Regions from separate parts of the Homo sapiens genome. Here region 1 is linked to region 2. Evidence: read pairs that join two places in POLR2A ChIA-PET (ENCODE). Cell type or tissue: Panc1. All regions are shown on one strand. Each heading gives the region's core, and the rest is flanking DNA. Links, peaks and the distances in the headings are about the cores only. Region 1 overlaps PATJ (PATJ crumbs cell polarity complex component). Region 2 overlaps PATJ (PATJ crumbs cell polarity complex component).

Region 1 (2,926 bases), core at 216-2,715, 62 kb before region 2:
GGACAGGAGTGTAAGACCAGCCTGACCAACATGGTAAAACCCTGCCTTTACTAAAAATACAAAAATTAGCCAGGTATGGTGGTGCATACCTGTAGTCTCAGCTACTAGGGAGGCTGAGGCAGGAGGATTGCTTGAACCCTGGAGGTGGAGGTTGCAGTGAGCCAAGACCGCACCACTGCACTCCAGCATGGGCAACAGAGTGAGACCCTGTCTCAAAAAAATAATAATAATAATAAAATAAAAAAGGCCGGGCGTGGTGGCTCATGCCTGTAATCCCAGCACTTTGGGAGGCCGAGGCGGGTGGATCACCTGAAGTTGGGAGTTTCAGACCAGTCTGATTAACATGGAAAAATCTTATCTCTACTAAAAATACAAAATTAGCCCAGCGTGGTGGGTCATACCTGTAATCCCAGCTACTCAGGAAGTTGAGGCAGGAGAATCGCCTGAACCCGGGAGGCAGAGGTTGTGGTGAGCCAAGATCTCTCCATTGTACTCCAGCCTGCGCAACAGGAGCAAAACATCATCTCAAAAAAAAAAAAAAAAGAAGCCTACCATATAGCAGTTTAACTTTGTTCCTACAAAAGTGGCCAAGTTATAGGAAGAGTATTGATATGCATTGGTTAACTTTGAATAGTTTAATGAGAAAATTAGCATGAGTTAACTGAATTATTCTGAAAAACTGACTCTTTTCATTTCTTTCTTTTTTTTTTTTTTTTTTTTAAGACGGAGTCTTGCTCTGTCACCCAGGCTGGAGTGCAATGGCACAATCTTGGCTCACTGCAACCTCTGCCTCCCAGGTTCAAGCGATTCTTCTGCCTCAGACTCCTGAGTAGCTGGGATTACAGGCATCTGTCACCACACCTGGCTAATTCTTGTATTTTCAGTAGAGGCGGGTTTTCACCACGTTGGCCAGGCTGGTCTCAAACTCCTGCCCTTGTGGTCCAAGGCCTCCCTTGTGCCCGCCTCGGCCTCCCGAAGTGCTGGGATTACAGGGGTGAGCCACCGCGCCTGGCCTTCATTTCTTTTTTAAAAAATTTATTTATGTTCATTGAAGCACTATTCACAAGTTTTAATTTCAGATTCTGAATTTAAAGTGGTGTCTTTCAACTTCAATTTCAACATTTCCTGAATGTTCACTGTCAGGAGGATTTAAACATTGCTTAGGCTTAAGCATATATCTGCAAACTGTCAGGATTGTTCTGGAATTTATATATGTTTCCCAAATTCCAGGGATATAGTGGTCCAAAATATAGTATTTTTATATTTAAGGTATTTAGAAAAGTCTTGTTATTTGGTAGGAACACAATGCTAGGACACCTGACTTGAATCTGCATTTGTATGGCAGCAGATGTATTTATTTGAAGTACTGGTGGAGAGCAACCATTATTCTTTGGCTAGGAAAGTTTGTTTTTCGTTTAATCAGTACCTCATAAATGCTGAGCTTTGAGGACAAAGGAATGATAATTAGACACATCCTGAGCTTTGTACTCCAAAGGAAACAATAGAAACTTAAACCTTCAATTTTTGAAAAACTTCAGAAATCATGACTATATTTACACTTGACATTGATCTTTGCACTTGATATTGATAAGCATAAATATAATTATATTTACACTTGCTCATTGATTTTTCAAACTCCCTGGTTCAATGAGCTCTGGAAAATTCCCACTGGGTAGTTATGTGTGGTCTAATTGTGACCTTCCCAATTCACATGTGCAGTTAGAGGCTGAACACCTGTTCTTTCCCAAAGATATTGCAAGTGATCATTTTCTCCCCAAATTTCAGGTTAGATATATCATATGTCTTAGTAAATCAGTGGGGAATTACATTCTTGTGAAGTACTGGGAGCTCAAAAAGTGTTTCTCAGAATCCTTACTTTGCCTAAATTCTTGATTCTATTACATATTTTTTTTTTTTTTGAGACAGAGTCTCACTCTGTCACGGCTGGAGTGCAGTGGCACGATCTTGGCTCACTGCAACCTCCGCCTCCCGGGTTCAAGCGATTCTCCTGCCTCAGCCTCCCGAGTAGCTGGGATTACAGGTGTGCATCACCACGTCAAGCTGATTTTTGTATTTTTAGTAGAGATGGGGTTTCACCATATTGGCCAGGCTGGTCTCGAACTCCTGACCTCAGGTGATCCACCTGCCTTGGCCTCCCAAAGTGCTGAGATTACAGGCATGAGCCACTGTGCCCAGCCTATATATTTTATTTATTAAGTTTTTATCTTAATCAGATCAAGAGTTTAATAAAAAATATATAATAAATAAAATAAATATAAAATATAATTTAATTTAAAATTAAATTTCTATCTCTCTTCAAATACTCCGTTAATTGGCGTTGGCCTAGGCCTTGGGTTTTAAAAAGCCACAATATTATAATAATTTCCTTCAATCACATTCTACAGTGAACCAGATATGAAAAATTCATGGCACAAACTCTCTTGATCAATGATGGAGTGGAAGCTCCCAAGCATAATAAAGTTCTCATTCTCTGGAGGCTGTCCAACTATGAGGACAGTAGTACAATGTGGCATCTTAATTTCTAGCTGTGACCAATTGTAGGTAGCCTATCTATGACAAGTTAGACTCAGTTTCACCGTGTTTCAACAAAGTTGAAATCCCCCTCCATAAGCCCTGTTGGTTTCTTAACTAAACAGGTCAATTTGAATGACCAAAGATTTCCTATGACCATACCCTGAGTGAGACATAGGTTCCATTTAGCCTGAGTGCTGTTTGATGGATAGTGAGTTGTAGAGTTACTTGTGTTTCTTCCTTTTCTTGTCATATACTCTTTTTTGTCATAGCTAACTGCACCCTCAATTTCCTGGGCTTGGGTAATTCTCCCACCTCAGCCTCCCAAGCAACTGGAACTACAGCTTTGCCACCATGCCTGGCTAATTTTTTGCATGTTTTTTTTTTTTTTTTT
Region 2 (2,926 bases), core at 249-2,748:
ATGGGCAGAAGGGCTTTGAGTTGAACACACTTTCAGAACCACCTTATAAAAACTCACTAGTACATTTGGCTGTTCATTCATTCATCAAATATGTATTATATGTACACTGTGCTAGGTCCGCTACTGGGTGCTCGGGTTCCAGAAGAGAACAAAGCAGGAAGAAAAATTCCTGTCCTATAGAACTTATATTTTAATGGGAGGAGGCCAAAAATAAGTAAGTTATACCGTATAGGTGATATGTGCCATGGAGAATATTAAGGCAGGGAACATAGGAAATTCAGGAGTGGGGGTTTATTTGCAAGTTTAGATAGGTTGGTCAGGGAAGGTTTAAGAAAGTAACATTTGATGAAATGCTTTCGGAGGTAATAACTGGCCTAATTTTTTCTCTAAATAATATGAACAATAATAATTGTGTTGTAGAAGACTAAAGAGAAATAGTATTTCGTATATACCTTAATTAATATAGCTTAGTGCCAAGATATAAGAAATGGCCAATAAATGGTAGTTTTGTTTCCCAGTTATATGCCTCTAGCACTTTTAGACTGAACTTCCAAAGGTCTTTTTCTTTTAATATGCTTTTAAAAACATTTAATTAATTGAAATTTGGTTGTGGCAAAAAGTTGCTTTTCTTGTTTCCCTGTTTTCTTCACTAGAAGAAAAAGAGTCACCCAAAATTACATTATTCTCTTCTTTTTTTTTTTTTTTTTTTTTTTGAGATTCAGTGATTCAGTCTCGCTCTGTTGCCTAGGTTGGAGTGCAATGGCACCATCTCGGCTCACTGCAACCTCCGCCTGCTGGGTTCAAGCAATTTTTCAGCCTCAGCCTCCCGAGTAGCTGGGATTACAGGCACCTGCTATCACGCCCAGCTAATTTTTGTATTTTTGTAAAGACGGGATTTCACCTTGTTGGCCAGGCTGGTCTTGAACTCCTGACCTCAGGTGATCCGCCCACCTTGGCCTCCCAAAGTGCTGGGATTACAGGCGTGAGCCACCGTGCCCGGCCGCATTATTCTCTTTACGTATTTAGTTGTTAGCTACATATTTATGTATTTGCAGTCAGTATTACCTGCCTTTTGTTTAGTGTGTGTGTGTGTGTGTGTGTGTGTGTGCGCGCGCGCGCGCATGTATGTGGGATAGAAGGGGTGTGTAGTTTTTCCATGTAACATTATCATATATTTTTACATTTTTCTACGTTAATTTCTTACTTATTAAATGTCCATAGAATTTTTCTTCATTTTGATCAGCTATGATTTTTAAAAATCCTCTTATAATTGGAAATTTGCGTCCTAATTCAGTAGCTACTAATTTCTCCCTACAATATATAAGGGAGATTTTAACTAACCAGTCAAAACCGATTTTACAGACAAGAGGATAGTAAAGGTTGCCTAGGTTGAATGACTTGACCGAAATTATACAACTAGATCATAGCAGAGGCAGGTGGTAGCTTAGAATGCATTCATCCATTCCTGAACTATTTACTGAGCTCCTACTCTGTGCCAGACACTGTGCTACCATCTGTGGGAAGCAAAATGGAAAGGGTCCTTGCTCTCATAGAGCTTAGATTCTGCGATTGTATAGGGGCATGGTAATAGACAAGTAAAAAATAACTTGATAAGATAGTTGTAGATTGTAAGAAGTGCTGCAAATGAATAAACAGTAAATTGAGCATAACTGGGGTGGGGGACACTTCAGAGGGAGCCAGGGAAAGCCTTTCTGAGCCCAGGCTTGAAGGATAAGAATGTGGAAAAGAGAAGCAGCAAGTACAGTGGCTCTGCTGTGGGAAAGGGCTTGTGTGTTGGGGGAATAGAAGTTGTTTCTTTCAGAGTGTCTGGGTCAAACTAAGTGAAGAGCAGAATATTGTTAAATGATGCTGCAGAGGAAGACTAGGTGTTAAAGGGCCCCTTGGGAGCCACTGTGATATGTATGGACTTTATCCTCAGTCACAGGTAACACCAGTGGGAGGTTTTGAGCAGGGTTTTGTCTATGATCTTAGGTCCAGGCTGGAGGTTTTTCCTCTGTCTCATCAGCTTTCTGATTAGAACAATTATGTTTCTATGGGTCTAGCTGCTTTTAGATGGTTGCCATCCCATGGCCATCACTCTTGAAGGGATGATTCCAGAAGCATCTACATGACTGGGCGGGGTGGTTTATGCATATAATCCCAGCACTTTGGGAGGCTGAGGCAGAGGATCTCGAGGCCAGGAGTTTGAGACCAACCTGGTCAACAGAGGGAGACCCTGTCTCTATATTTTTAAAAAAAGAAGCATCTTCATATATTATGGGCTAATGTTAATAGATAAGATTTTCTTCTGAGGTAGGTGGAGTTGTGGAGAAAGAGGGAGGTGAAAGCTATTTACAGTGACTTAAGCATTAGCTGCACTGCTTCTAGGAAGCTGTTAATCATGACACAAGAACAGTTTTCCCGCATCTAGGGAGACTTGCACTTTTAGGGATGGCTTTCTTGGCAAGTGTTTACTATTAAGATAATAACAGCTCTATGAGGGAGAAGCATTAAGCTCATTCTAGTGACCTTTCTGCTGGCCATCAATTGTAATATGAAGTGAGCATCAGTAATATCGCTTGTGTGGGAAACAAAAACACCAGGTCCTGCTCTCTGGTTTTGACAAAAAAAGTTGACAAATTTAACTTTATTTCTCTCTTGAGTTATATTTCCTGACCTGGAGAACATTAAAATATGGTTTCTCCCCAACCACTTTATAATGAACAAATATAATTTTTAAGGCAAGAGGGATGTACTGGGCTTTCCAAGAGTTATGGTGGATGTTACTGTTCAGTTACCAGGGCCGGTTCTTTGCTTTAAATATATTTTCTCCTATATTTCTAATAGTAACCTTATTGGTCAGCAAGCATTTTCCCCTTCCCATTTTTAATATGGGAAACTTGACTGTCAGGCAGTAAAAGTAAAT

What was found. Peaks named below come from ENCODE experiments on the same cell type or tissue, not always from the same donor. Only the 100,000 strongest peaks of a DNase experiment are listed, where the experiment ranks them.
Region 1: POLR2A ChIA-PET joins it to region 2 with 6 read pairs; 4 of 35 experiments call an interaction of 5 or more read pairs at or near these places.

What each region holds. Positions count from the first base shown.
Region 1 is chr1:61,751,612-61,754,537 of GRCh38, forward strand. All of the region lies in intron 1 of PATJ (PATJ crumbs cell polarity complex component), which reads left to right. Among named protein-coding and RNA genes, the nearest start is that of PATJ-DT, 10 kb to the left of the region's middle. In Panc1, for the core only: no CTCF peak of the experiment used is centred there; no DNase peak of the experiment used is centred there; H3K27ac peaks cover 1,032 bases.
Region 2 is chr1:61,813,441-61,816,366 of GRCh38, forward strand. All of the region lies in intron 14 of PATJ (PATJ crumbs cell polarity complex component), which reads left to right. Among named protein-coding and RNA genes, the nearest start is that of MIR12132, 31 kb to the right of the region's middle. In Panc1, for the core only: no CTCF peak of the experiment used is centred there; no DNase peak of the experiment used is centred there.